2 separate regions of the Homo sapiens genome follow, and region 1 is linked to region 2. Evidence: chromatin loops called from intact Hi-C (ENCODE). Cell type or tissue: CD4-positive, alpha-beta T cell. All regions are shown on one strand. Each heading gives the region's core, and the rest is flanking DNA. Links, peaks and the distances in the headings are about the cores only.

The links. Hi-C counts contacts between places; a loop is a spot of excess contacts. Peaks named below come from ENCODE experiments on the same cell type or tissue, not always from the same donor. Only the 100,000 strongest peaks of a DNase experiment are listed, where the experiment ranks them.
Region 1: a loop joins it to region 2, with 9 times the contacts of the local background. A loop is called at or near these places in 41 of 110 quality-filtered maps.

Annotation. Positions count from the first base shown.
Region 1 is chr5:160,382,444-160,398,264 of GRCh38, reverse strand. It overlaps FAM200C (family with sequence similarity 200 member C), which reads left to right. Exons shown (of 2, transcript NM_022090.5): 2 at 2,726-5,117. The coding sequence starts at 2,775. The coding sequence ends at 4,559. Among named protein-coding and RNA genes, the nearest start is that of FAM200C, 9.7 kb to the left of the region's middle. RefSeq lists an enhancer at 1-69. In CD4-positive, alpha-beta T cell, for the core only: CTCF peaks have their summits at 6,764 and 6,965 (motif pointing right); no DNase peak of the experiment used is centred there.
Region 2 is chr5:160,193,153-160,208,973 of GRCh38, reverse strand. It overlaps FABP6-AS1 (FABP6 antisense RNA 1), which reads left to right. Exons shown (of 4, transcript XR_941148.3): 2 at 4,152-4,252; 3 at 9,803-10,747; 4 at 13,027-13,278. It also overlaps a transcript of FABP6 not described here. Among named protein-coding and RNA genes, the nearest start is that of FABP6-AS1, 9.0 kb to the left of the region's middle. RefSeq lists silencers at 9,329-9,688, 15,341-15,541. In CD4-positive, alpha-beta T cell, for the core only: a CTCF peak has its summit at 9,466 (motif pointing left); a DNase peak (open chromatin) is centred at 9,433; H3K4me3 peaks cover 447 bases.

The DNA of each region.
Region 1 (15,821 bases), core at 3,731-11,730, 190 kb before region 2:
TTTTGAGACAGAGTCTGGCTGTGTCACCCAGGCTGGAGTGCAGTGGCGTGATCTCAGCTCACTGCAATGATCTCAGCTCACAGCAACCTCTGCCCCCTGGGTTCAAGCGATTCTCCTGCCTCAGCCTCCCGAGTAGATGGGACTACAGGCATGCGCCACCACACCCAGCTAATTTTTGTATTTTTAGTAGAGACAGAGTTTCACTATGTTGGCCTGGCTGGTCTGGAACTCCTGACCTCAAGTGATCTGCCCGCCTTGGCTTCCCAAAGTGCTGGGGTAGCAGGCGTGAGCCACCGTGCAGGGCCCCTCTTGTAATGATTTCTAATGTGACTAAAAACATTTTCCTTTATTCCCTCTTCCTCCCCAAATATTACATGATAAATATACATTAATAGAATACAGAAAAATAAGCATTTATGGTAATGTCATAATTTTATCGTCATTAATTAGAAGTGGTTCTAAGCAAAAGTGGTCATGTAGTCTCATTACTTGACAAAAGAAGTCTTAAGATCAGCTCTTTAAACTTCAGGTTGTCTTTTTTGATTGGCAGACATCCTCCAATTTAACAGGCTCATAACAACCTTGTAACAGCTCAGCTTATTTTATTGGAGTACACTTTACAACTAGTTCATCTTGGTAGATCCACTTGAAAGCTAATGCTTTAAGTGGATATTCTTGGCTTGTGATTTTTCTTTTAATGTCCAAAGTGGGCATTCAGATTTAAATGTGTACCTGTTACTTTATTTCAGCCACATTCTCTGGCACAGAACTTTGGAAACTTTGGGGATCACTTACTTATCTTGGAGATAGAATGTTTTCTAAGGTATATTTGAGCCTACCTGTGGATTATGCCTTTACTCGTTGCTAAAGGGAGAGAAAGAGAAAAGATATGGCTTTCATTTTAGGTTTCAACTTTCATAGGAGGCTGTCATCAACTCAGAAAATGTAGAAAATTTAAATATCTATTAAAGCATTGGGACCATTCACTTAGAAACCTAGAATATTTGTTAGCTAAGGATTGGTTTGAAGGATACGTTTTTATTCCCCTAAGCCTGACTACTTAACCAGGTTGTGTTTCAGGACTGCCTGAACAACATTATTTCATATTCTTTTGTTCTGCTTCTGGAGAAGATATGTATTAGTTCTAAGGTAGTGCAGGGACGTGTATATTTTGAAAGGGTTTCCCAGTGATTGTGATGATATGGTGTCTCTTGTCACAGATCACTGTTCTAGTTACTATTTATAAGAATTATCTAAAATACTTACAATACAGATTCTAGGCCCCCACTCCATAGCTGGAGAATCAGAATCTCTATGGGTAGGGCCTTCTACATCCTGTCTTTGGGTTAAACCAAACCTTAGGAATGCTGCTTATTTTGTGTATGTGCATGTGTGTGTTCTTGACTGCTTTCCCTTAGAGGTATTTAGGTGGAAAAGCATCATGAAATTCGTTATTTTACTTAAGAGTGTTCTCCTATGAGAGGGATTTTTCTGAAGTCTCGGTAACAAGAATAGTTGTGTTTCCCCTGAGCAAGTTGTTTTGCTTTTTTTTTTTTTTTTTTTTTTCCACAGAGACTTGCTCTGTCGCCCAGGCTGGAGTGCAGTGGCATGATCTTGGCTTAGTAGCTGGGACTACAGGCGTATGCCACCATGCCCAGCTAATTTTTTGTATTTTTAGTAGAGATGGGGTTTCACCATATTGCCCAGGCTGGTCTCGAACTCCTGAGCTCAGGCAGTCCACCCACCTCAGCCTCCTAAAGTGCTGGGATTACAGGCATGAGCTACCACGCCCGACCATTTTGCTTTTTTATATGGACACTATGAATCATGGACTGATAGTGTGTTACACTTAGCAGCAAGGAAGCTCTGAGCCAATTTGTAGCCTACCTTTGCATCAGGGGTGGCTTAATCAGACTTAAAGACCTATTTGAAATTCTCTGCCTAAGTTGGAGTCAAAACTGCTCAAGGTTCAAATAGTATTACAGACCTGTTTAGTCTTTAACTATTAAAAAGAACTACCATGTTCTCACTCATAAATGGTAGCTAAATAATGTGTACACATGGACGTGGATAATGGAGTGATGGGTAAAGGAGACTTGGAAGGGTGGGGTGGAAGAGTGGGGTGGGAGGGAGTAGATGAGAAATAATGAGTACAATGTATGTTATTTGGGTGACGGATACCCTAAAAACCCTCACTTTGCCACTATGTGGTCTATGCATATAACAAAATTGTGCTTGTACCCCATAAATGTATACAATTATTTTAACCTCCATGTCAGAATCCACCCTTCCTTATTTAGTGAATTGCTCCTTTATTCAGTGATTCTTAACTGAGGGTATGCATACATCTTTGGGGCTGAGTGGAAGAAGGTGGTGGTAGTGAGATGCCCTTTCTAGGGATACAAAATGTGCTAGATTTGTTTGTAACATACATTATTGAAAACAAGTTAAGCCATAACTATAATTCACCAATAAAGGACTTACAGGTGTTCATAACTTGTCTAAGCTCAAATCTCCCATATATAACTTGCTGGCAAATCATTTATTCCAGGGCATTAGCTATGAGTTGCTAGCTTTAAGTTGAACTATATCCTGTCATGGCTTACTTCGAATTGACATGCTGCAGGCTGTATCTTGACATATACAAGATAGCATGTGATGTGGCTTTGTTTTAATTCAGTTAGCCACTGGTTTTTAATGTGTGGGTTATATTTTACTCCCAAAGCAAAATTCTGTGGCATCTCTGGAATACTACCTGAGAATTTTTGTGTGCCATGTCGAAGAAACGCAAATGGGATGATGACTATGTTCGCTACTGGTTCACCTGTACAACGGAAGTAGATGGAACTCAGCGTCCACAGTGTGTGTTGTGTAACTCAGTATTTTCAAATGCTGACCTCAGACCATCAAAACTGTCAGACCATTTTAACAGACAGCATGGTGGTGTAGCTGGGCATGATCTCAATAGCCTGAAGCATATGCCAGCACCATCTGATCAGAGTGAAACCTTGAAAGCATTTGGAGTTGCATCTCATGAGGATACTTTATTACAAGCATCGTATCAATTTGCGTATTTATGTGCCAAGGAGAAGAATCCTCATACAGTAGCTGAAAAGTTAGTGAAACCTTGTGCACTGGAAATAGCACAAATAGTTTTGGGACCAGATGCACAAAAAAAGCTTCAGCAGGTACCCTTATCAGATGATGTGATCCATTCTAGAATTGATGAAATGAGCCAGGATATCTTACAGCAAGTTCTAGAAGATATCAAAGCCAGTCCTCTTAAAGTGGGTATTCAGCTTGCTGAGACAACTGACATGGATGACTGCAGTCAGCTAATGGCATTTGTGCGCTATATAAAAGAAAGAGAGATCGTAGAAGAATTTCTCTTCTGTGAACCATTGCAGCTATCCATGAAAGGAATAGATGTGTTCAATCTCTTCAGAGACTTCTTTCTGAAGCATAAGATAGCACTTGATGTATGTGGCTCTGTTTGTACTGATGGTGCCTCCTCTATGCTAGGAGAAAATTCCGAGTTTGTTGCCTACGTGAAAAAAGAGATACCTCATATCGTAGTTACACATTGTTTATTGAATCCTCATGCACTTGTCATAAAGACATTGCCTACAAAACTGAGGGATGCTCTGTTTACTGTGGTGAGGGTAATAAATTTCATCAAAGGGAGAGCTCCAAATCATCGCCTATTTCAGGCTTTCTTTGAAGAAATTGGCATAGAATATAGTGTCCTCCTTTTCCATACTGAAATGAGGTGGCTTTCCCGAGGCCAAATACTTACTCACATTTTTGAAATGTATGAAGAAATAAATCAGTTTCTTCACCACAAGAGCAGTAATTTAGTTGATGGCTTTGAAAATAAAGAGTTTAAAATTCACCTAGCATACCTTGCAGATTTATTCAAACACTTAAATGAACTCAGTGCATCTATGCAGAGGACTGGGATGAACACAGTATCAGCTAGAGAGAAGTTATCTGCTTTTGTTAGGAAGTTTCCATTTTGGCAAAAACGAATTGAGAAAAGAAATTTTACCAATTTTCCTTTTCTTGAAGAAATAATTGTTTCAGATAATGAAGGCATATTCATTGCAGCTGAAATAACACTGCATCTGCAACAATTGAGCAACTTCTTCCATGGATATTTTTCCATTGGAGATCTTAATGAGGCAAGTAAATGGATATTGGATCCATTTCTTTTTAATATCGATTTTGTTGATGATAGTTATTTAATGAAAAATGATCTTGCTGAATTACGAGCTAGTGGCCAAATCCTAATGGAATTTGAGACAATGAAGCTTGAGGATTTCTGGTGTGCCCAATTCACAGCATTTCCAAACCTGGCAAAGACAGCTCTAGAAATCCTTATGCCATTTGCAACTACATACCTTTGTGAGTTGGGATTTTCATCACTTTTACATTTCAAAACAAAGTCCAGAAGCTGCTTTAATCTGAGTGATGATATCCGTGTGGCTATTTCAAAAAAAGTTCCTCGTTTCTCGGACATCATTGAACAAAAGCTACAGCTACAGCAGAAGTCACTGTAAGCTGATATACTTTTTTAATGAATAATTTCAATCTTAATATCATTGTAAAATTAAGCTGTAATTCTGTCTCTTTCATATTTATGATATACTGAATTCTATGTCTAAAAAACTTAAGAACTTTAATTTTGAATGAGGCATGTGAAAATATGTTTTGAGAATAAAAACACAGCAGAAAAGATTAAGTACTACTGCCTAGTTGCTATCATGAGATTTTCCCAATTCTAAGTATCTGTTTAACCTGTTCGTGTGGTATATGAAAAAGATACCTAAGCACTAGAATATCCAGCTAAATGGTGCAATAGGCTAGGAATTGAGCCAGGAGAAAAGAGAAGATATCCCAGAAGTCAAAAAGGCAAAATGAAAGATTGAGTTCGCCCGTCTTTGTTATGGAGAGGTTAATGAAATCAGAAGAGGATTATGAAATATAATGGGAAAAGGAATGATCTGGCTTATGTAAGACTTACTTTTAAATATACTCTTTGGAGTTAGTCTCACAATGTCCATTCCCCTAGCTCCTGTGCTATGAATATCATATTAATAAATAGCCTAATATATTAATCACTGTTTGTCATCTTTAAATTACTTCAGAACTCCAAGTTATCAAGGCTGCTGAAAAGGAGATTCCTGAGCCTTACCCTAGAGATTGTGATTAGTAGGCCTGTGATAAGGTCAAGGATCCTCATTCATAACCAGCTTTCCAGACTGTTCTGATGGATTCTTGGATTCTTGGGTCCTCTGGGTTCAATTTTTCCTATACTTATTTTTCCTTTACCCTAATTTTGTCACTTATATTACATCTTATATGTATTTTTCTAAGTTCAAAATGTCAGAGTATAAATCATAAATAAATTGACATGAAATCAATGGAGTAATTCAAGACCATCAAAAAATTCCCCATGGGAATCTAACTTAGCACACTTTTTCTGGATGATAATTTGGCAAAATATTTTTTAATTTAAATAAATTTTCATTTCTATTTTTAAACATTAATATTTTATCAAAGTACTACATGCTCAAGGCTGGGAAAAAATGATATAGAGAGTCCTATAAGGAAAAGCCACAATCCCCTTCCTGCCCAATTACCCATTTCTTCTGTAATTTCTTGTGGTTCCACCCACATCTCTTAAGTAGTATGTTCATACCATGACATATAGCAGTTGAATCAGCTTTAAAAGTTATATATTGACTCCCCTAGATAATATGTAAGGATTGAATTTATAAAATATCCATCTCCTACTACTCTCAATTTTTTATTATTATTACACTAATGTTAGTCTCTTTGTTGGTTATTTATAGCCCTTTGATTAAGAATTTTTCCTCTATAAATTTATCATGTGGAAAGAATCAGGAATGTCCAAAAGTTTTACTTATAAGGTGGCTAATCAGAACACTTTTATAATACTGAAAAATAAAAAATAAACCTGAAGGGAAATGGAACCTGACTACCAAATTTAGATGCCACATTAGTACGCAAATCAAAGTTTATATTTTATCAGTAAGTATAAATACACACCTTTTTTCACTGAAAAATGTAGTAACAGAATATAGGTCCTAATTTTCCTATTACAATCTAACATCAAAGACAGAAAAATTTCCAAAGCTAATATGGAAATCTAGATGTGTAGGCCAGGTGCGGTGGCTCATGCCTGTAATCCCAGCACTTTGGGAGGCCAAGGTGGGCGGATCACTAGGTCAGGAGTTCGAAATCAGCCTGGCTAAAATGGTGAAACCCCACCTCTACTAAAAATACAAAAATTAGCCAGGCATGGTGACATGCGCCTATAATCCCAGCTACTCAGGAGGCTGAGACGGAAGAATTGCTTGAACCCAGGAGACACAGGTTGCAGTGAGCTGAGATTGTGCCACTGCACCCCAGCCTAGGTGACAGAGTGAGACTCCATCTCAAAAAAAAAAAAAAAATCTAGATGTGTGTATATAAAGTTTAATCTGTATGCAATTCTAAAGTTAGGAAGGAGGTAGGAATAGGGACATGGGCATGTATGAAACCTAGGATTTAATAGTATGATAGAAGGACCAGGATTAAATGACCTTTGATAGCCAGTCTTTCATTAGGTCTTAGACTAAATTAGTTATTGCTGCTCTGAAACAAAAACTCAAAGGACATTTTTAAGGAAATGGCTAACTAGGATTTTTATTCATTTTCAAATTCTACAACAATTTTATTTTCTCCTGATCAAATGAAAGAGCTGCAGTGTTTGCTAAAATGAAGGAATTTCAATTTTTTTTAGTTTAAAAATGTCCCACAGTGGTACATATATTGGAATTTTTAGTCATGTGTTGGTTTCTTTTTTCCCAAAGAAGAGATAATTACTTTTCTTATGTTTTATTTTAGAGTCATTGATAAATTTTGAAAAGGAGTAAAATAGAATAAAAACATAATCTTCATGACCAGCAGATGTCACTCTCTGTATAGGTTTGAATGAGAAAGCAACTTTACTCACATTACAGATTTTGCCAAATAGCTGATTTTAAACATCTCTAGAAAAGGTACTAGTGGCTCAAATTTAAAATTCCTTACCTGAGCCTCTGTGGACTGAAAACTGGCAGGCAGAACTCTGTTGGAGCCGGTAACCATGAGACTGCAAGAAATCACTGGGAAACCCAGGTGGGAAAGAAAATATCAATGACTTTTTCTGTAATACAAGCGTGTGCATTTTTGACATCCTCACTGTTTGTCTAAGCCACCAAAAACTGCTGAAAGTTAGTAAATAATAGGTCAGCATTTTCAGGCATGAGCCAATGGGAAGCAAAACCAAATAGACTTACACTTTTTTTTTTTTTTTTTTTTTTTTTGAAGCAGAGTCTTGCTCTGTCGCCCAGGCCGGAGTTCAGTGGCGCCGTCTTGGCTCGCTGCAAGCTCCGCCTCCTGGGTTCATGCCATTCTCCTGCCTCAGCCTCCTGAGTAGCTGGGACTACAGGCACCCGCCACCACGCCCAGCTAATTTTTTTGTATTTTTAGTAGAGAGGGGGTTTCACCATGTTAGCCAGGATGGTCTCGATCTGACCTCGTGATCCACCCGCCTCGACCTCCCAAAGTGCTGGGGTTACAGGCATGTGCCCCCGCACCCGGCTAACTTATACTTTTAAAGAGTGAACTTGATGATACTTGAATTATATCTCAATTTTTTTTTTTTTTTTTTTTTTGAGACGGAGTTTCATTCTGTCACCCAGGCTGGAGTGCAGTGGTGTGATCGTGATCTCGGCTCACTGCAACCTCCACTCCCGGGTTCAAGAGATTCTCCTGTCTCAGCCTCCCAAGTAGCTGGGATTACAGATGCCCACCACTGCGTCCAGCTAATTTTTGTATTTTTAGTAGAGATAGGGTTTCACCATATTGGCCAGGCTGGTCTCAAACTCCTAACCTCAAGTGATCCACCTGCCTTGGCCTCCCAAAGTGCTGGGATTACAAGCATGAGCCACTGCGCCCAGCCTCAATTTTTAAAAATAGACTCTGCGGCCGGGTGCAGTCGCTCACACCTGTAATCCCAGCACTTTGGGAAGCTGAGGCAGGAGGGCTGTTGAGGCCAGGAGTTCAAGACTAGCGTGAGCAACATATCAAGACCCCGTCTCTACAAAAAATAAAATTAGCTGGGCATGGTAGCACATGCCTGTAGTCCCAGCTACTCAAGAGACTGAGACAGGAAGTTTCCTTGAGCCCAAAAGGTTGAGGCTGAAGTAGGCCATGATGGTGCCACTGCACTCCAGCCTGGGTGACAGAGTGAGACCTTGTCTGAAAAAAAAAAAAAGGCTGGGCACAGTGGCTCACAGCTGTAATCCTGGCACTTTGGGAGGCCATGGCAGGAGGATCACTTGAGCCCAGGAGCTCAAGACCAGCCTGGCCAACAAAGTGACACCCTTTCTTTACAAAAATTAGCCCAGTGTGGTGGCATGCCCTCATAGTCCTAGCTACTTGGGAGGTTGAATTGGGAGGATCGCTTGAGCCCTGGAGGTGGAGGCTACAGTGAGCTGTGATTATGCCACTGCACTCCAGCCTGGGCAATAGAGACCCATATAAAAAAAAAAAAAAAAAGCTCTGGATAGTATACAGGTTTTTTTTTTTAGCACCAAATTATATCAAATACTATGAGCATGGCTTTAATATCTACCAGGCATTTAGAAACATCGAATATGAAGCTTTCAAAGTCTACGTTAATTTGAAGGGCAGTATAAGGTTATTGTGTGTTGTGATTTGTGCTTCTATGAATAAAGAGAGACCTTAGATTATTTTACTTTTGTTTTACAAATTTGCTGTAAATCTTATCATACTTCAGCAATGGATTGAGTCCTGTCTCAGCTACTGATTAGTTGTATAAACTTTGTAGTTCTTGGCGTATAGGAATCAAGAGATCTGACAGTCTGATCATCTTGTTTTGACCTGCTTAGCATTCATTCATTCACTTGCTTCTTTTAATAATAACACCCTGATTTTTCTTGAGGAACTATTTTCCCCCCACTATCAGTCCATATTACCCCCTACTGGCTAATTAGTTAGCTGTAGTACTTTTGCTGGAATTAATAGGAAAGATGCTATACATTCTAAACTAATAGGATGTGTCTGGACTTCCAGTGGTCGGTTTTGCTACCTGTATTAGGGTTCTCCAGAGGAACAGAATGAATAGGATGTATGTATATGTGAAAGGGATTTTATTAGAAAGAATTGGCTCACATGATGCACAAGGCGAAGTCCCACGATAGGCCATCTGCAAGGTGTGGATGAGAGAAGCCAGTAGGGATTCAGTCTGAAAGCCTCAAAACTAGGGAAGCCAACAATACAGCCTTCAGTCTGTGGCTGAAGGCCCTAGAGCCCCTGGCAATCCACTGGTGTAAATCCAAGAGTCCAGAGGCTGAAGAACCTGGAGTCTGATGTCCAAGGGCGGCAGGAGCAGGAAGAAGCATCCAGCATGGGAAAAAGAAGGAAGCCAGGAGACCCAGCAAGCAAAAGCTATTCCACCTTCTCCCTCTGTTCTAGCGGAGAACAAATGTAAGCTGTAAATGCTTACATTAAAAAGAAAAGTCAGCCGGGCATGGTGGCTCACGCCTGTAATCCCAACACTTTGGGAGGCCGAGACAGGCAGATCACGAGGTCAGGAGTTTGAGACCGGCCTGGCCAACATGGTGAAAACCCATCTCTACTAAAAATAAAAAAATTAGCTGGGTGTGGTGGCAGGCACCTGTAATCCCAGCTACTTGGGAGACTGAGGCAGGAGAATCATTTGAACCCAGGAGGCAGAGGTTGCAGTGAGCAGAGATCGCACCATTGCACTCCAGCCTAGGTGACAGGGCAAGACTCTGTCTCAAAAAAAAAAAAGAAAAGTCAATAACCTAAACTTCCACCTAAAGAAACTAGAGAAATAAGAGCAAACTAAACCCAAAGCAAGCAGAAGGAAGGAAATAATAAAGATTAAAGTGGAAATAAATGAAACTCACCAACAATAGAGAAAATCATAGAAATCAACAGTTAGTCCTTTGAAAATATTAACAAAATTGACAAACCTTAAGTTAGACCTAGAAAAAACAGGAATGAAAGGGGACATTACTACCAACCTTACAGAATCAAAGAAGGAAATATTATGAACAATTGCATACCAACAAATTAGATAACCTAGATGAAACAGAAAAATTAATAGAAAGGCACAAACTCCCAAAACTGACTCAAGAAAAAATAGGAAACCTGAATAGACCCATAACAAGTAAAAAGATTGAGTCAGTAATCCAAAAAAAATCCAAGGAACCAGAGAAAGGCTCAGGGCCAGATGGATTCACTGTCATCTGATGAATTCTAACAAATATTAAAAGAACACCAATCCTTCACAAATTCTTCCAAAAAAATGAAAAGGGAGGAACACTTACCTCATTCCATGATATCAAACCAAACAAATAACATCACAAGAAAACTGCAGACCAGTATTCCTTATGAATATGCTTATAAAAATCCTCCATAAAATACTGGCAAACTCAATCCAGCAACATGTGACAAAAATTATACATTGTGACCAAGTGAGATTTATTCCAAGAATGCAAGGTTGGTTCAATGTGAAAGTCAACCAGTAGGATACATCAAACTAACAGAATAAAAGAAACCACATGATCATTTCAACAGACGGGAAAAAAAACACTTGACAAATCCAATATCCTTTAATTAAAAAAAAAAAAACTAGAAATAGAAGGAAATGTCCTCAACTTGATGAGCATTTATGAAAATATGAAAAACCCACAGCTAACATACTTAGTGGTTAAAAAAAAAAGCCTTCCCTATAAGATCAGGAAAAGTCAAGACTGTCTACTCTCACCACTTGTTTGTTTGGTTTTTTTGAGACAAGGCCTATCTCTGTTGTTCAGGCTAGAGTGCAGTGGCACAATCATGGCTCACTACAGCCTCCACCTCCCAGGCTCAAACGATCCTCCTGCCTCAGCCTCCTGAGTAGCTGTAACCACAAGCACACACCACCATGGCAGGCTAATTGTTTATATTGTTTGTAGAGATGGGATTTTGCCATGTTGCCCAGGCTGGTCTCAAACTCCTGAGCTTGAGCATTCTGCCTGCCTTGGCCTCCCAGAGTGCTAGTATTACAGATGTGAGCCACTGCTCCCAGCCACCACTTTTATTTAACATTGTACTTGGAGATTCTAACCAGGGCAATTAGGCAATAAAAAGAAATAAAAAGAATTACTTTTTATTAACATTTGTTATTGGACGTGGAAGCTTTAAGAGGTGTATTCAGAGCATCCCCTGGTGTCCCAGACATAGTCTTTCTTGCTGCCATTGTGTAGCAGCAACCCAATTTCTCCTTAGTAATCATTATTGATTGCCCTAGCCAGTAAAATATTCCCCCTCTTTGCGTATTGGTTCAGTGACATGAGCCCAGTACTAATGGTGATGGACAGAATTCATTTGCCAGATAATAGGACCCAAAATGACAAATCTATAATTTATTACAGGAAAAGAAAATAGGATAGTATCAGCATTAAAGTACAGATATGCATCATACCCAAAGGCTGCCTCATAAGAAGAGGTCTGGAGAGGACAATTTTGAGCACTAACTGTCAGGGCTTGTGGTAGGCAGAAAAATGGTCCTTCAAAGGTGTCTGCATATTTATCCCTGAAACCTGTGCATATGTTACTTTACATGGCAAAAAAAGACTTCGAAAATGTGATTAAGTGAAATATCTTGAGATAGGAAGATTATCCTGGATTATCCAATGGGCCCATTGTGGTCACAAGGGTCCCTCTCTTAAGGAGACAGGAGAATCAAAGAAGATGTGAGGATAAAAGCAAAGGTCAGGGAGTCAGTTTTGAAGATGCTACTCTGCCAGCTTTGAAGATGAAAGAAGAGGCCACCAGCCTAGGAATACAGGCAGCCTCTAGAATTTGGAAAAGGTAAGAACAGATTCTCCACTTGAATTTCCAGAAGGAATCAGCCTGTTGACTGACAACTTTACCTTAATTCATAAGACTGATTTTGGACTTTTGACCTACAGAATGTAAGATAATAAATTTATGTCATTTTAAGCTACTGATTTTGTGGTAAAGTGTTAGAGCGGCAATAGGAAACTAACACAGGGCAGTAGGGACACACTCTCTTGGATCAGGGACCAACAGTATGAGCATGGAACACCTCAGAACCAGAGGGCTCAAAATGGAGCCTCAGCTGGGGTTTCTTACACCCTGCTGTTCACACAGGCGTATTTTTGGCACATAACCAGCCCCAGCAACCAAGTTTTTGTGTCCCTGGAGGAAGGAGAACAGCGGGAGGGACAGAGGTCTCCAGGTATAAATCATTCATCTGACTATTACAATAAACAGTGTTGACAAACTGGTACAAACTACCCTGAAACTCCTCATACATAAGGTTACAAAACAATATTATTAATCAGGATATATTATGCCTTGACCAGGATTTGGTGTTATGCAAACAGCTGAGGCCAATTTCAGGCCCACTGGAATTCATCCTCATAGCACAACCCCAAAATGATCAGTGACAGTCTCAACTTACAATTCACTAGAACCACTGTTATATCCCCTGGTGGAAGCATTCCTCTCTTGGGAAACAAGACTGCCAAAATAACAGTTCACAGATGCAGCAAAGGGAAGCACAAATTCTGTGAGTGGATTATTAGGTGCAATAGTAAAATGAGCCACTCCCACTTTCACTCCTTGATTTCTGGGCTCATATTTTGACCTTGGAAGTTAGGGTTACATATCTTTGGTTATCAATTCAAAGCACATACTGCATCCTGTGAAATAGAACCTAATCCTCTTAGGTTATTTTCTCTCAGTTGCAAGTAACTGAGTCTTAAGTAAATCATTCTATCATTCTAACAAAGCAGATGCTTCTGGGTGATGAAGTACATGACAAAACCAATAAATTCCATGGGCATCAGTCTATTGCCACACTCTGTTATGGACTGAATGTTTCCCCCCCAAATTCATATGTTGAAGGCCTAACCCCCCATCAATATGACAGTACTTGGAGATGGGACCTTTGGGAGGGTGTTAGGGTTAGGTGAGGTCATGAGGGCAGGACCCTGGTCCCGTGAGATTAGTGCCCTTATAAGAAGAAGAGATACCAAGAGATTTGTGCAAGATGGCAGCTGCCTACAAGGCCAAGAGAAGAGGCCTTAGAATGAAACCTACCTTGCCAGTACCTTGATCTTGGACTTCACACCCTCCACTGTAAGGAATAAATTTCTGTTGTTTAATTCACCTAGTCTGTGGCATTTTATTGTGGCAGCCCAAGCAGACTAATACATACCCCTTTGCTAATCTTTGATAAGAAGTAATGTGATGCATGATACCATGACAGTTAATAAGGCTGGCAGAGATAATAAAGGCAAAGTCATATCCAGAATATGTATCTTTTCTAGTGACAGTAAATAGAAAGTGCCCACTGTAATCAACCTGCCACCAAGTACCTATGTTAGGCGCTCAGTGTTGGTCCCTGCTGTTGGCAGGTCAGGCACTCAGCATATCAAACTTGGTGAGAGGAAGTCCATGTTGTTGAGCCTAAATGTAAGTCTCCATCCTTGCCAGCATGGCCTCTCTTGTACATGGACCTATTGGGCAGTCATTGGGAATTTTGGGGAAAGAGGCCATCTGATATCCGCAGAGTATGTCATCTTTTTTTCTTTTTTTAAACTGATATTTGAGAGTTATACATATTTGGGGTGTACATGTGACAGTTTTACACATGTGTACAATATGTCGTGATCAAATCGGGGTATTGTAATATCTGTCACCTCAAACATTTTTCTTTGTGTTGGGAGCATTACAATTTTTCTAGCTATTTTGAAGTATACAATAAATTACTGTTAACTATAGGTTCCCTACTGTATTATTGAATGCTATAACATATTCCTTTTTTTTTTTTTTTTTGAGACATAGTTTTGCTCTTGTTGTCTAGGCTAGGGTGCAATGGTGAGATCTCAGCTCACTGCAACCTCCACCTCCCGGGTCCAAGCAATTCTCCTGCCTCAGCCTCCCGAGTAGCTGGGATTACAGGTACCTGCCACCACGCCTGGGTAATTTTTGTATTTTTAGTAGAGATGGGGTTTCACCATGTTGGCCAGGCTGGTCTCGAACTCCTGACCTCAAGTGATCCATCTACCTCGGCCTCCCAAAGTGCTGGGATTACAGGTGTGAGCCACCATGCCCAGCCCCATATTCCTTCTTTATAACTGTAATTTTTTTTACTTAATTACCAACTTCTCTGCATTCTCCCCTGCCCACCACCACCACCACCACCCTACTCTTTGCAGCCTCTGCTAACTACCATTTTACTCTCTATCTCCATGAGATCCATGTTTTTAGCTCCCACATATGACTGAGAACATGTGATATTTGTCTTTCTAGGCCTGACTTATTTCACTGAACATAATGACCTCCAGTCTCATTCATGTTGCTGCAAATGACAGGATTTCATTCTTTTTTAAAGGCCAAATAATATTCCATTGTGTATATATACCACGTCTTTATCCATTCATCCATTGAAGGAGACTTAGGTTGGTTCCATATGTTTACTGTTGTGAATAGTGCTGCAGTAAACACAGAAGTGCAGATACACTGATTTCCTTTCTTGTGGATACATACTTAGCAGTGGGATTACTGGATCATATAGTGGTTCTATTTTTAGTTTTTTTGAGGAACCTCCACATTGTTCTCCATATTCACTGTACCACTTTACATCCCTACCAACAACATATGAGCATTCTCCTTCTCTGCATCCTCACTAGCATTTATTATTTTTTGTCTTTTTGGCAATAGACATTTTAACTGGGGTAGATGATATCTCATTGTGGTTTTGATTTGCATCTCCCTGATGATTAGTGATGTTGAACATTTTGTCATACACCTGTTGGCTATTTTTATGTCTTCTTTTGAGAATTATCTATTCAGGACTTTTGCCCATTTTTAATTTGGATTATTTAGTTTTTGCTATTGAGTTGCTTGAGTTCTTTATATATTGTTCTTTTATTATTATATTAATCTCTTGTCAAATGGATAGTTTGCAAGTATTTTCTCCCATTCTGTAGGTTGTCTTTTCATTCTGTTGATTGTTTCCTTTACTGTGCAGATGCTTATTCATTTAAGGTAATCCCTTTGTCTATTTTTCTTTTGTTGCCTGTGCTTTTGAGGTCTTATTCAAAAATTTTTTCCCAGACCAGTATCCTGTAGGGTTTTCTCTATGTTTTTGTCTAGTAATTTAATAGTTCTTGGACTTAGGTTTAAGTCTTTAATCCATTTTTAGTTGATTTTTGTATGTTGTAAAAGAGATCTCGTTTCATTCTTCTGTATGTGGATATCCAGTTTTCCCAGCACCACTAATTAAAGAGACCACCCTTTCCTAAGTTTATTTTCTTGGTGCCTTTGTCAAAAATGAGTTGGCTATAAATGTGTAGATTTATTTCTGGGTTCTTTTATCTTTTCCATTGGTCTATGTGAAAGAGTGTCATCTTGTCTTACTGTTTATTGAGAGCCTCCTCTGCAGTGGATGGATGTCTGTGTTAGTTTAGGTTCAGCAAGGCAGTCCAGAAGACCTCAAGCCAAAGTCAGCTGTCACAAGAGACCCATATATTCCAGCAATAGGCGTGGCTAAGTATTCCTGCCACGCTCAGACATTTGCTGGGGAGAGCTCCCAGGAAGTGTGAACTGGCACAAGTACAGTGATGAAATTCAGAGTGCATTAATTTCAGCCTCTGGGGACCCTGGTTAATTATGTTGCCTGTAGTTGACAGCTGCAAAGT
Region 2 (15,821 bases), core at 5,299-13,298:
AAACCCCGTCCCTACCAAAAATACAAAAAATTAGTTGGGTGTAGTGGCAGGCACCTGAAATCCCACCAACTTGGGAGGCTGAGGCAGGAGAATTGCTTGAATCCGGGAGGCAGAGGTTGCAGTGAGCCGAGATCACACCACTGCACTCCAGCCTGGGCAACAGAGTGAGACTCCCTACAAAAAAAAAAAAAGAAAAGAAAGAAAGAAAAAAAGAAATGGGGTCTCCCTATGTTGGCCAGGTTTGTCTTGCATGCCTGGCCTCAAGCAATGCTCCTGCTTTGGCCTCCCAAAGTTCTGAGATTATAGGCATAAGCCACAGTGCCTGGCTCCCACTCTCATGATAACTAATCCACTCTTATGATAACCCATTAATCCTTTAATTTATTAGTGGATTAATTCATTAATGAGGGCAGAGTCTTCATGATCCTATCACCTCTTGCTATAGTTACATGGGGTAGTAAGCTTCAACATGAGATTGAAGGGGACAAACATTCAAACTATTGCAATGTAGATTCAACTTTTTTCTTTTTTTTTAAGAGACAGCATCTTGTTCTGTCACCCAGGCTGGAATGCAGTGGCATGATTTTAGCTCACAACAGCCTCAAACTCCTGGGCTCAAGCGATCCTCCCACCTCAGCCTCCCAAGTAGCTAGGATGAAAGGCATGCACCACCTCACCTGACTAATTTTTTTTTTTAGACAAACGATCTAGTTATATTGCCCATGATGGCCTTAAACTCCTGGCTTCAAGCAGTCCTCTTGCCTCATCCTTTCAAAGTGCTCAGATTACAGGCATGAGCCATTGAGCCCAGCCTTAAACTTTAAAAATAATTTAAAATCATTTTCTTCTGATGATAAAAGTAACATAAAATTCAGAAAAATGCATAAAATTCAGAAATTTTTTACATAAAATTGAGAAAAAATGCAGAAAAGTCTAAAGAAGATAAAGATGGCCAGGCACGGTAGCTCACTCCTGTAATCCCAGCACTTTGAGAGGCCAAGGCGGGCAGATCACCTGAGGTCAGGATTTTGAGACCAGCCTGGCCAACATGGTGAAACTCCGTCTCTACTAAAAATACAAAAATTAGCTGGGCGTGGTGGCAGGCACCTGTAATCCCAGCTACTGGGGAGGCTGAGGCAGGAGAAGCGCTTGAACCCGGGAGGCGGAGGTTGCAGTGAGCCGAGATCATGCCATCGCACTCCAGCCTGGGGGACAAAAGCGAGACTTCATCTCAAAAAAAAAAAAAAAAAGGAGGTAAAGATGACCTACAGTCCCGTCTCTCATATGTAACTATTGCTTAACAGTTGGTGTGTATTTACTTCCAGACCTTATTATATACACATATAAATATACATACAAACATTTTATCCAAAATGGGAACATACCATATGTACTGTTTTGGAAATACTTTTTATTAAACTTGGAAACATGACATTTTTGAAAGATGATTTACACTGTTGAATAATAAATACAAACTAATTTAGCAAGAATGTCCTTGGTAACTCCTCTCTGTTATAAAAAAGAAACAAAAGAAGGGTAATTTAGAGCAGAAAACCTAAATAACCCCATACAAAAGCCAGAAAGAAAATCTGACTATTGCTACCTTGTCTCCTAAAATGTCTTGGTTATCCATTTAATTTGGGTGTTTGGCATGAAAAAGCTGATGGATGGAAGATGCAGGCCTGGGAGCAAAGTCATGTGACCCTGGGAGTCGGATGAATGGATTGGGCCATGGGAGTTTAGAGGTAAATCTAGGTTCGTGGCCCTTGCCCATTTCCCTACCTCATCTTCTGTCATATCCTCAGTTTCTGCTGCAAACTCATTTCCACTGGAATCCCCTAAACTCACTGTGCTATTTTGCATTTCTTTGCCTTTGCACTTTTCCTTCTACCTAGAATGCCCAGTGGCATAAATGGGAAAAAAATTGACTTTCATGCAACGTCTAACTCAATTATTTGCCTATGAGGAAAACAAAAAGAGCTGTTTGAAGGGCAAAGTAGGTTTTTCTTCTGTATGGACGAAGGTCCTGGGGTAGGTGAGAGTAAGGTTTTTTTCGCCTTTGAAGGTGGAAACACTCTAATCACAGCTTGCCTTGGTGCTGTGTCTAGCATCCATGACCCAGGTGCTGCCGTGCATGTCCAAGCCACCCTGGACTTGACCTCCTCACTCCTCAGTGGTGTTCTGGTCTGTAAGTCCCTCTCCTAACTATTTCCTGAACTTTCTTCAGTCCTGGGTGCTCATAGCCAAGCAGCCCTCAGAGCTGTGGGTATGCACTTTGTGGCTGTTTAGACGTGGGTAGGAAAAAATAATGTTGCCATCGATGTAACCAGTATGTGTGGCTCTGTGTAGAAATGCATACTGCCCGTGTGCATTTATGTCTGTTGTACTATACATAGATTTGCATGCATGTATGAAACATGATGTATATGTGTCCTTCTATCTGTGTACCTAGGAGGATGTATACTTTTCTCTGTGTATATTAAGTTTGAATCACTGTGGATACATGTAGAATATTATGTGGGTTTTTTTGCTTTTTTGTTTTTTTTGAGACAGAGTCTTGCTCTGTCGCCCAGGCTGGAGTGGAGTGGCATGATCTCAGCTCACTCCAGCCTCTGCCTCCCGGGTTCAAGCGATTCTCTTGCCCCAGCCTCCCAAGTAGCTGGAATTACAGGCACGCATCATGCCCCGCTAATTTTTTGTATCTTTAGTAGAGATGGGGTTTCCCCATGTTGGCCAGGTTGGTCTCAAACTCCTGACCTCATGATCTGCCCTCCTCGGCTTCCCAAAGTTGGGATTACAGGCATGAGCCACCACGCCCAGCCTGCTTTTATTATACATACATGTAAACAGCGTGCACATGTGCTCAGCTGTGACTTTCTATATATGGCTCTAGTTGTTTATATACAGATATATGGATATGTATATGTGAGATAATGTGTTTATGGAAGGAGGGTATCGGTTTGCTGCCTTAGGCTACAAGGAAAGAAAAAGAAAAGAAAGAAAAGAAAAGAAAAAAGAAAAGAGACCTTGAACAATAAATCAAGTTAATATCTCTCATGACTAGAATTCCAGAGATGGGAAGGGAGGACTCTCAAGTTGACTGATTGTGTGGATCAGTAACGGCATTAGAGGCCCTGGGTCATTTCCACTTCTCCACTCTGCTTAATTCTGCATCCTCAAGGTCACGAAATGGCTGCAGCATTTCCATACCCCACACTCTCACATTACAGAATCCAATGACAGGTAAATGAGTCTTCACTTCTGAGATGACTTTCTTAAGAATAAGGAAAATTTCACAGAAGCCCCAAGCCAACTTCTTTCCAAATGTCATTGGCTAGAACGTGGTCACATAGCCCAAAGGTAAACCAATCTCCATCAGAGGGACTAAGACCACCAGGGTTGGCTTAGACTAATGAAGGTCCCTCTCCTGGAGCAGGGTTGGAGTCAGCCTTTCAGAAAACAAGGTTGCTAGGAGAAATGGGCATCTGACAGAGTTCATCAGGAAGGGGGAAGCCAGCAGCACCTGTGATAAAGGAGTGTGCACACTTGTGCAGGCATGTCTGTTTATAAGTGTACACGACTTTGAACATGTATGAACATGCAAATATGTAATGTGTGGGGGTATTTCAGTTGCTTTTTTTTTTTTTTTTTTTTTTGAGATGAAGTCTTGCTCTGTCACCCAGGCTAAAGTGCAGTGGTGCGATCTCGGCTCACTGCAACCTCTGCTTCCTGCTGAGAGAGCAAATCCTGGCCAAGATGACAATCTAATCATTAATGGTATCTTGTCTTTGACTGGGAGGCCTTGGGTCCCATGCCAGATGGAAGACTCGGCCCTTATCATAACTCTGCCAAAACCACAATACTGGCAGTGGGAGACGAGACTACCACATATATTTTTTATAATTCTCTGAGAAACTTTCAGTTTTGGGCTTCTCTATCTGAGGCACCACTGGTCCCCAAAAAGCCAATGGAAAACCTTAGCTGTTACGCCCCCTTTCTTTCCAACCCCCAGACCATCCCTAGCTATGGAGCTGGAGACCTCGGGACAGTATTTCTCAGAAAGCAGGAAGCCTGAGCTCAAGGCTGCTAGCAGGGTGAGGCTTCCTACCTTGGATAGGCCCTGAGCACTTGGCTTCTTTCCCTCTCCACAGCAGTGTGTTTCCCAGTAAAGAAAATAGGATGCGGCCGTGCGCAGTGACTTACACCTGTAATCCCAGCACTTTGGGAGGCCGAGGCGGGTGGATCACCTGAGGTAAGGAGTTCGAGACCAGCCTGCCCAATATGGCGAAACCCCGTCTCTACTAAAAATACAAAAAATTAGTCGGGCTTGGTGGCGGGCGCCTGTAATCCCAGCTACTCGGGAGACTGAGGCAGGAGAATTGCTTGAACCCGGGATGCAGAGGTTGCAGTGAGCCAAGATTGCGCCACTGCACTCCAGCCCGGATGACAAGAGAGAAACTCCATCCCCACCCCCCCTAAAAAAGGAAAAGAAAATAGGATGCAGGGGATGAGGGGGAGCTGGGGAGGAAAGACATGGGCTGAGCACGTTCATGCATCACTCATTGTGTGCCCTTCGTGGAATTTCACTCCATCTCCATAGTGAGCTTTTTTAAAAAAACGTATTATTTATTTTTATTTTTATCTTTATTTTATTAGAGATGGGGAGTCTCACTCTATTGCCCAGGCTGGAGTGCAATGGCAGGATTATAGCTCATTGCAGCCTCCAACTCCTGGGTTCAAGCAATGCTTCTGCCTCCCAAGTAGCTAAGACTACAGGACTACAGGTGCATGCTCCACAGCAAGAACCCTGTGGGTATTTTTTTTTTTTTTTTTTTGAGATGGAGTCTCACTCTATTGCCTAGGCTGGGGTGTGGTGGCACAGTCTCGGCTCACTGCAACCTCTGCCTGGCCTAAAAGTCCTTATTTTTTGGAAATTTATACTGAAATATTTACAGATGAAATATAGTGTCTGAGGCTGGGCGCGGTGGCTCAAGCCTGTAATTCTAGCACTTTGGGAGGCCAAGGTGGGCAGATCACCTGAGGTCAGGAGTTCGAGATCAGCCTGACCAACATGGTGAAACCCCAACTCTACTAAAAATACAAAATTAACCAGGCATGTTGGCGCGTGCCTATAATCCCAGCTACTTGAGAGGCTGAGGCTGGAGAATTGCTTGAACCCGGAAGGCGGAGATTACAGTGAGCTAAGATTGTGCCATTGCACTCCAGCCTGAGCAACAAGAGCAAAACTCCATCTCAAAAAAAAAAAAAAAGAAATATAATATCTGAGATTTGGTTCAAAATAATTGGGTGGAGTTGGATGCAGTGGTTTGCACTCATAATCCCAGCTACTTGGGTGGCTAAGGCAGAAGGATTGCTTGATCCCAGGAGTCTGAGACCAGTCTGGGCAACATTGCAAGACCTTTTCTCAAAGAAAAAAAAATGAGGTGAGCATCGTTAAATAAAATTTATGAGATGCCATTGTTTTGGACTGAACTTCTGCACTAGGTCCTAACAAATCAGGCCAAACCAAACTGGAGTCACTCATTCTGAGGGGCCATATAATCAAACTGAACTTAGAAATAGGCCAGTTTTCCAAAAAATAGGATATTCACAGCAGCTAGCTAAAATGCCCCAGTCAACCTGAGACAGCATGATAAGGAGGTCCCCTCTGCTTTAACCCTACAAGGAATGTAACTTTGAAATAACCAATCCACTTTTTGTTCCCCGTTTCTGCTTTCTTCAACATTTTTCTGCCTATGAAGCCCAGCTTCTGGCAGGGCGTGGTGGCTCAAGCCTGTAATCCCAGCACTTTGAGAAGCCAAGGTGGGCAGATCACCTGAGGTCAGGAGTTCGAGACCAGCCTGGCCACCACAGTGAAACCCCATCTCTACTAATAATATAAAAACTAGCCGGATACGGTGGTGCATGCCTATAATCTCAGCTACTTGGGAGGCTGAGGCAGGAGAATCGCTTGAACCTGGGAGGCAGAGGTTGCAGTGAGCTGAGATCAAGCCATTGCACTCTAGTCTGGGCAACAAGAGTGAAACTCCATCTCAAAAAAAAAAGCCCAGCTTCTCTGGTTACCCCATTGGAGCACCTTTCTGTTTTGTATATGGGATTCTGCCCAATTCATGAATCGCTAAGAAAAGCCAGTTAAAATTTTTTTTTTTTTTTTGAGATGGAGTTTCGCTCTGTTCCCCAGGCTGGAGTGCAGTGGTGCAATCTCACTGCAAGCTCTACCTCCCAGGTTCATGCCATTCTCCTGCCTCAGCCTCCCGAGTCACTGGGACTACAGGCGCCTGACACCACGCCTGGCTAATTTTTCTTTTTTTTGTATTTTTAGTAGAGACGGGGTTTCACCGTGTTAGCCAGAATGGTCTCGATCTCCTGACCTCGTGATTTGCCTGCCTTGTCCTCCCAAAGTGCTGGGATTACGGGCGTGAGCCACCACGCCCGGCCAAGCCAGTTAAATTTTTGAAACTCAATTTGTTGACATTTTGCTTTTTGACATGGTGAAGTGGGGGAGTAGGTGGGATAAAATAAGGTAGGATTGGCCATGTTGATCAGTATGGAGCTGGGCTGTGGGTACATGGGGTATTGTATGTTTGTATATATTTGAGTTTCTTCATAAGAGAAAAAAGTTTTTGAAGAGTTAAGTGGAAATAAAGGAGTCACTTTCTCAGAAAAGCCTTTCTGGCCCTCCAGGCTAGTTCAGGTCCCTTTTCTATGCTGCCATGCCACTTCTCCTTCATGGCACTTCGATGAATGATAATGACAATACTGAGGATTGTGTCGTCTCAATATCCATCTCCCCTGTAGAGAGCAGAAAGTAGAGTCTGCCTAAATCCCTGCTTCCACCCAAGAGCACATTTGGTGAAAGAATAAATGAAGAATGAATCAGTGAATGAATGGCTGGGTGAGGTGGCTCACACGTGTAATCCCAGCACTTTGGGAGGTGAAGGCGAGCAGATCGCCTGAGCCCAGGAGTTCAAGACCAGCTTGGGCAACATGGTGAAATCTCATCTCTACAAAAAAATACAAAAATTAGCTGGGTGTGGTGGTGTGCACCTGCAGTCCCAGCTGCTCAGGAGGCTGAGGTGGGAGGATCACTTGAGCCTGGAAGGTGGAGGCTGCAGTAATCCATGATCATATACTGCATTCCAGCCTGAGTGATAGAGTAAGACCCTGTCGCAAAAAATAAATAAATAAGTGAATGAATGAATGAGTTCAAAGAAACCTCACTGTGGGCTGGAGAAAACAGGACAGGTGGCTTCCTGAAGAAAGAGAGGAGGGGGAGGGGAAAGAGGAAGAAAGAAGAAGGGTGAGAAATGAGAAGGGGAGAGGGAATCCCACCTGGCTCCTCCCCCAACTCTGACTTTACTTATTATTTTGTTATTTAATTGTATGGCATTGCATTTGGCTACCATTCCTATTTAAAAAACGTTTAAATTATTATTTTTAAATAGGTAATACATTCACTTCTCTTAATATCCAAGAATAACAAAAGAGCTATGGGGAAAATCTCCCACCTCACCTCACTCCCATCCCCTTCCACCCTACCCCCCCACCCTAGGCAAACGAAACCACTAGTTTCTTTGGGGATTTTTGTTTTATTTGAGACAGGGTCTCGCTTTGTTGCCCAGGCTGGAGTGCAGTGTCGCGATCTTGACTCACTGCAGCCTCGACCTCCTGGACACAAGTGATCCTCCCACACCAGCCTCCCAAGTAGCTGGGACTACAATTACATGCCTCCACACCCTGCTAATTTGTGTATTTTTTTTTTAGAGATGGAGTTTTGCCATGTTGCCAAGGCTGGTCTGGAACTTCTGGGCTCAAGTGATCCTCCTGCCTCAGCTTACCAAACTGTAGGGATTTCAGGTGTAAGCCATGGCACCCAACTCAAAACTACTAGTTTCTTATGTATCCTTCAGAGATATATGTATAAATGCACGCAAATATGTATACATTCATATGTGTATATATATGACCCTCTTGTAGGGTTAAATCCCCTGAAGTAGAACAACTGGGTCAGAGGATTGCCAGACACTGACGAAGCCTCCATGAAGATTGTGCCAGTTCATACTTCCCTGGCAATGCTAAGGCCACCTTCCCCTCTCCCCACCCAAGGGCTAGGTTTGAAGGATTAGGTGTGGCCAGGCCAGGAGGAAGTGTGGAGCCATCCCAAGAGATGCCCATGGCAGGAGAACACAGATGAGACAGCTGGGGACAGTAACACAGACCTCTCCTCAAACTAAAGACTTGCCGGGTGCGGTGGCTCACGCCTGTAACCCCAGCACTTTGGGAGGCCAAGGCGGGTGGATCACCTGAGGTCAGGAGTTCAAGACCAGCCTGGCCAACATGGTGAAACCCCGTCTCTACTAAAAATACAAAAAATTAGCCAGGCATGATGGTGGGCGCCTGTAATCCCAACTACTCAGGAGGCTGAGGAAGGAGAATCTCTTGAACCCAGGAGGCAGATGTTGCAGTGAGCCAAGATCGTGCCATTGCACTCCAGCCTGGGCAACAAGAGGGAGACTCCGCCTCAAAAAAAAAAAAATAGAAAAAAAAGGACTCAACGGGCGTTTGCATCCTCTGCTGTTCCCTGCAGCCTCTGCCCACAACGGCAGAAAGAACTAGGGCCTGAGAGTTCAGAGGTCAGATGGGGATTCTGGGCCTAGGTCTGCCACCTCTGCTCAATAGGTGGCCATGGGTAGGCCACTTTCTTAAGAATAATGACTAACTGCAGGCACAGTGCTAAGCATGTTGCATGTGTGTTCTCCCATAATCCTAAGAGGCTGCCACTTCCGCAGCTTGAGCTCAGAGAGGTTAGGAAGGCTGTCTAAGGTCGTCCAGCTATTAAGCAGCAGAGATGGAATTTGAACCCAGACTTCACACTAGTTTCACTGCTGGAGCCTCAGTTTACCCCTTAGTGAGATAAGGCAGCCAGACTCTGCCTAAGCCTTTTCCATCACAGGACGTCCTGTGTGGTGCGCCTGCACGGTGAGTGGCACAGTCAGAGGGCCCCTGGCTGGGGTAGGTGGGAGGGATGTGGAGCCACCTCCGTGGGGAAGACCATGTCCTGCCCCACTTCTTGTAGGACGGCCTGTCTCTCCTCAGCAGTCCTTTCAGGAGGCTTCATTGCTCTGGGCTGGTGCGGGGGTTCAGGTTAGGCTGTGAACTCCCTAGTGAGCGGAGATCCCACTGGGACGCGTCTGTGTCCCTCCCCGCGCCGGACACTGGGGCTCACCACAAGATAGGCTACCATGCGGGTTTGCTAATGGAGACGAAGGAGGGGGCAGGGGATGAAGATAGCAGGGGGAGATGCCAGGTAGGGAGAGAGGGAGACAGGAATGGCAAGACAGAGAGGAAGTGCGAGGCCTCAGTAGGAGACAGCCGAGCCCCGCCCGCCGGCCCCAGGCCGACGGGGAGCCGGGATGCCGCGACCTGGCGCGCCCTCTGGTGGCCGGCTTGGCACGGCACGGCCCGGGGTGGCGCAGGAGGGGGTGAGCCCAGGGGGCCAGGGGGCTGCCCCGGTCCCCACCGCCATCGTCTCTAGGGGTGGCCGAACCTGCCACTACTCCAAGTGTCCGTCCTCTGAGGGAAGCCATCTTAGTAACAACAACAATGAGACTGTCACAAAGACAGTCACAGAGAGACAGCTGAAAGGAGGAAAAGGGCTTTGGAGCCATGACAAGTCTGTTATTAGCATCACAGAGAAAGGCGAGCAAGTCCCCCACCCAAGGTGTTCTCCCCACTGTGACCTGGGTCATCCTTTCATTTGCCTCAAATGACTTATTTCCAGCTTCACGGAGCTACCTGAGTCAGCGCCTGCATCTCCACCACCATCATCATCGTCACTGTCTTCATCGCCTCTGGGCTGGACCAGCCCCTGCCTGTGAGCTCCCTGGAGCCAGAGGTGCAAAGTCTGCAATGACACAAAAAGCCAGCACGCTGGGAGGGGCTCTGGAGACCATCTCATTGTTCATTCATTTGTCTATTCAATCCATTTTATTGACTGCTCACTGTGTGCCAGACACATGGGCCCTGGAGATACAGAAGAAACACGTGAGGTCCCTGCCCTCCAGGAATTAAGAAGATAAAGTCAAAAGTGCTGTAAAGAACAACAGGATGATGGGCCAGTATTTGAAGAGGTCGTTTTCAGATGGGGTGGGCAGGGAAGGCATGTCTGAGAAAGGAATCTTTGTGGACACCTTAATGCTTAGGACATGGGGCTGAGAAAAGCAGGCAGAGGAATTTCAGATAACGCCTCAGTTGGTAAAAAGCTAGGGGGATGGTGCAGGCAAGGAATAGAAGGAAGGACAGTGTGGTGGGAGTTTGGTGGTGAGTGAAAGAGGGGCCTGGGGACCGTGCACACTTGAAGGCTGTAGCCGGGCATCTGGCTTGGATTTTGAGGACTGAGGGGACCATTACAGGGCTTTAGGCATGGGGATGGCACGATCCAATTTACATTTTTCATGTCATTCCATCTGCTTCCTGGAGAACACATGATAGGAAGAAGGAACGTGGAAGCAGGGAGACCAGTGAGGTGGTAACTCCAGAAACAAAGAGGTGGCGGCTGATGGGGCGAGTGGGAGGAGCCTGACCCTGGTGGATTTTGGAGGCACAGAAGGCAAACCTGCTGGGGGATTGTCTGTGGGGGACAGGGAGAGCAAAGACTGGGTGCCTTCCTCTTCCTGCCTTCCTCTTCCCGCTTTGCACCCCTTCTGGCCTGAATCATCTCCCTCAGGTAACTAAGAGGAGGGGGCAAAGGACTCCAGACTATGTAGCCAGATATAGCCCCAGGTCCCCAGGGCTATATCTTGGGTCTGTGCAGAAACTAGGGACGTGGGGGCCAGAGGTATTTTTAGCCTTCTAGCTCTCTCCTTCTGTCTTCTGCAATCCCTCTCCCTACCCCCTTCCCCCTTCTTCTCTCCTTCTCCCTTCCCTCTCCAGCTCCTTCCCCCACCTCCTGCTCCTCTTTCTCTCTCTCTCACACACACATACACACACACACACACATACACACACACACACACACACACACACACACACGAAGCAGCCTTATCAGGAGGAAGCCTCCAGCAGAGACAAGCGGTCTCCAGGGACAGAGCAGAGGAGCTGACAGGAGTTTCCGGAGCAGGGGGAGGCTGACTTCCCTGCCTTCCCCATTCCTTCCAGCTCCCACTGCCTCTCGCTTCCTGCAGCATTTCTCTCCAGACGCGCGCTTCTCAACTGGAGGCCACTTTGTCTTCCTGGGACATTTGGCAATATCTGGAAACATTGTTGGTTGTCATAACTGAGGAGGGGGCAGGGTTGGCATGGAGTGGGTAGAGACCAGAGATGCACAGGACAGCCCCCATAACAAAGAATGATCGGCGCCAACAGTGCTGAGAGCCCTCCCTAGGCTCTGCCGGCAGAGCTGGAAGGGACTGTCCTCTTCCTTGTGGTCCCACTATCACCACACTGGCCACACTGTCCCTGCATTATCTCTATTGGTCTTCTCAGCCACACTGTGAGGTACATAGTATTATTCACCCAAGGTCATGCAGGCAGTAAGAGGCAGAGCTGGGATTAAGACTGTGAAGCCTGTGGTTTAACTGGTCTCTCTCTACTGAAGGGGTTGTCACAGCCTGTGTCATTGTTATTAGCAATGGGACACGCTGTCTCAAGTGAAGTCTTATTCAGAAGTCCAATGTAAGTCCACTGTGTAAGACAGAGAGCGTAGAACTGCCTAGGGTGAAGCAGTGTGGGAGGTTATGAACCCCCTGGGCCCACCCCTCTTCCCACCTTATGGAGCCTCCAAAAGCCATCTGTCTAGCCGGGCAGGGCCCCTGTGGAGGGCTGCACAGGTTGTGCACTGCAAAACTCTAGGAGAGGCCACTCCCATGGGCTTCTTCGTGGGGCCTGTTGAGGTAAGGCAGAGCTCCTTTAGGGAAGGGTGGCAAATGGGATTTCTCCCATTGCAGACATGTGTTGCTTAGCAGACAAGGTGTCACGGTAGCCTAATAAGGTCTGGAGTAGGAAAGCGGGATGAGAGTGGCTGAGTGGCCAGCATCTGCCTTCCTGGTCCTAAAATATGGAGAATAGAAAATAGAATTGGAGGCCAGGCGCGGTGGCTCACGCCTGTAATCCCAGCACTTTGGGAGGTCGAGGTGGGCAGATCACCAGGTCAGGAGATCAAGACCATCCTGGCTAACACGGTGAAACCCCGTCTGTACTAAAAATACAAAACAATTAGCCGGGCGTGGCGGCATGTGCCTGTTGTCCCAGCTACTCAGGAGGCTGAGGCAGGAGAATGGCGTGAACCCGGGAGGCAGAGCTGGCAGTGAGCCGAGATCGTGCCACTGCACTCCAGCCTGGGTAACAGAGCAAGACTCCATCTCAAAAAACAAAAAGAAAAGAAAATGGAATTGGACTAGGAGATATCTTGACACTCCCCACCCTTGCAACTTAGCAGCGACTCAACAATGAAGCTGCCAACCCTCGTTCCAAAACCTTACAAGACCTGAGGCTCGTATATACACTAGTCCCCCAGGAAAGCCTTCCCTAACCCTAGAGCCTCTCTCCCCAGAGCCCCATCAGGTTTCCTTTTTGGGGCCTCCTGTTGTTCATCTTTATCTAAACCTGGATTCATGTTTGGGCAGAGAAGCTGTAGTTGAGGTTGTCACCGCCTTCTCAACCCTCCTGGGGAAGGCTTGGGCTAGACCTGGCAGAAGGGGTTGGATAGGGGATGTCCCTCTCCAGGTCTCCCCGTGGAGTGAGACCCTTTCCCCTTGAGTGCCATGGTGGCTCCCCAGGCATCATCAAGCCACCTGGCATCTTGGTGCTTTGACATGAGATCCAGTAGACACCCTGTAAAGGAGGACTGTGGGCACTGCCTGCTCTCTCGGCATGGGCTTCTCCAGCTGCCCTGCACTTGGGCATCTTACAGCCTGGAATAAATCCTCCTGGCCCATGTCCCCTCTGCCTGGACCCAGCTACAGAGTGATACTGCTGATGCCAGAACTGACTCTTCTGTTCCAACAGGGAGTGGTGCCCTCGGGTCCCAAGAGGGCTGCAGACTGCAGGCCTCCCTGAAGTGAAGATGCAGCAAAGTGGAAGACAGCACACGGAAACCATGCAGCAGCTCCCTCTGGGGAAGAGAAAGAGGGAGCCACGTTGCTCTATACCCTGTGGACTTCTTGCAATATGAACCTTCATGGACCTAAGAAAAATAATAATAAAGGAAAAAATAGCCAGGTGGGCTGGTTCACACCTGGGATCCCAGCACTTTAGGAGGCCGAGGCAAGTGGATGACTTGAGCCTAGGAGTTCCAGACCAGTAACAAGGCAAAACCCTGTCTCTACCAAAAATTATCTGGGTAAGGTGGTGCATGACTGTAGTCTCAGCTCCTTGGGAGGCTGAGATGGGGAGGATCTCTCAAGCCTGGGAAGCTGTGGCTGCAGTGAGCTGTGATCGTGCCACTGCACTTCAGCCAGGCCACAGAACGTGTCCCTGTCTCAAAAAGAGAGAGAGAGACAGAAAAAAAGTTTGAGGCTTGGCAGTAGAGCCCTGAATGAGGCAGTGGCCAGTCCAGCAGTGAATACACACTAAGAACGGGCTGTGACCATGTGGAAGGGCTCTTGTTCTCAACCCCTTGTGCTGGCCTCAGAAAGGAGAGTCTTTTTTTTTTTTTTTTTTTTTTTTTTTTGAGACAGAGTCTCGCTCTGTTGCCCAGGCTGGAGTGCAGTGGCACCATCTCAGCTAACTGCAACCTCTGCCTCCAGGTTCAAGCAATTCTCCGGCCTCAGCCTCCTGAGTAGCTGGGATTATAGGCACCCGCCACCATGCCCGGCTAATGTTTGTATTTTTAGTAGAGTCGGGGTTTCACCATGTTGGCCAGGCTGGTCTCAAACTCTTGACCTCAAGTGATCCACCTGCCTTGGCTTCCCAAAGTTCTGGGATTACAGGCATGAGCCACTGCACCCAGCCAGGAAGGAGATTAAATTCTGCCTTCCCAGGAAATACTCTGTCTGTGTATTTGTTCATTCAGACAACAAATATTCCTTGAGCTCCTGCTATGTACTGAGCACTGCACTGGGTGCTAGTCAAGGTCCCTGCTTTCCGGGAACAAATAGACTGATGGGGTGGGCAGGGAGTGGGGAATATGGAGGTATAGGCAGGGAAACCGGCCATCAGAGCAGTGGTCAGCATCAGGACAGGGGATCTAAAGGGACTGCCATCAAGGTGGGACATGAGGGGTCAGGAAAGGCCTGGAGGTAAGGAGGTGGACACTGGAATCAAAAGAATGAACAAAAAGCCTGGGAGAGTTGGAGTGCGGTGGATAGGGGTGTTCTACGCAGAGGGTGTCCCTGGTGAGAGGCCCAGCTCAGAAAGGGGATTTCTTTCTCTCTCTCTCTTTTTATTTTTATTTTTTATTTATTTAATTTTTTTGAGACCGGGTCTTGCTCCATTGCCCAGGCTGGAGTGCAATGGTGCAATCATGGCTCACTGCAGCCTCAAATGAGAGATAACAGCGTGCTGGCAGTCCTCACAGCCCTCGCTCACTCTCGGGGCCTCCTCTGCCTGGGCTCCCACTTTGGCGGCACTTGAGGAGCCCTTCAGCCCACCACTGCACTGTGGGAGTCCCTTTCTGGGCTGGCCAAGGCTGGAGCCCACTCCCTCAGCTTGCAGGGAGGTGTGGAGGGAGAGGCGCGAGCAGGAACTGGGGCTGCGTGCGGATGCGTGCGGCGCTTGCGGGCCAGCTGGAGTTGCCGGTGGGCGTGGGCTTGGTGGGTCCCGCACTGGGAGCAGCCGGCCGGCCCTGCTGGCCCCGGGCAATGAGGGACTTAGCACCTGGGCCAGCGGCTGCGGAGGGTGTACTGGGTCCCCCAGCAGTGCCGGCCCACCGGCGCTGCGCTTGATTTCTCGCCGGGCCTTAGCTGCCTTCCCATGGGGCAGGGCTCGGGACCTGCAGCCAGCCATGCAGGAGCCTTCCCCCGCCTCCGTGGGCACCTGTGCAGCCCGAGCCTCCCCGACGAGCGCCGCCCCCTGCCCCACGGCGCCCAGTCCCATCGACCGCCCAAGGGCTGAGGAGTGCGAGCGCATGGCGCGTGACTGGCAGGCAGCTCCACCTGCAACCCTGGTGCGGGATCCACTGGGTGAAGCCAGCTGGGCTCCTGAGTCTGGTGGGGAGGTGGAGAATCTTTATGTCTAGCTCAGGGATTGTAAAAACACCAATCGGCACTCTCTATCTAGCTCAAGGTTTGTAAACACACCAATCAGCACCCTGTGTCTAGCTCAGGGTTTGTGAGTGCACCAATCGACACTGTATCTAGCTGCTCTGGTGGGGCCTTGGAGAACCTTTGTGTGGATACTCTGTATCTAACTAATCTGATGGGGATGAGGAGAACCTTTGTATCTAGCTCAGGGATTGTAAACGCACCAATCAGCACCCTGCCAAAACAGGCCACTCGGCTCTACCAATCAGCAGGATGTGGGTGGGGCCAAATAAGAGAATAAAAGCAGGCTGCCTGAGCCAGCAGTCGCAACCCGCTCGGGTCCCCTTCCACACTGTGGAAGCCTTGTTCTTTTGCTCTTTGCAATAAATCTTGCTACTGCTCACTCTTTGGGTCCCCACTGCTTTTATGAGCTATAACACTTACCGTGAAAGTCTGCAGCTTCACTCCTGAAGCCAGCGAGACCACGAGCCCACCGGGAGGAACGAACAACTCCAGACGTGCCGCAACACTCACCGCGAAAGTCTGCAGTTTCACCCCTGAGCCAGCGAGACCACGAACCCACCAGAAGGAAGAAACTCTGAACACATCCGAACATCAGAA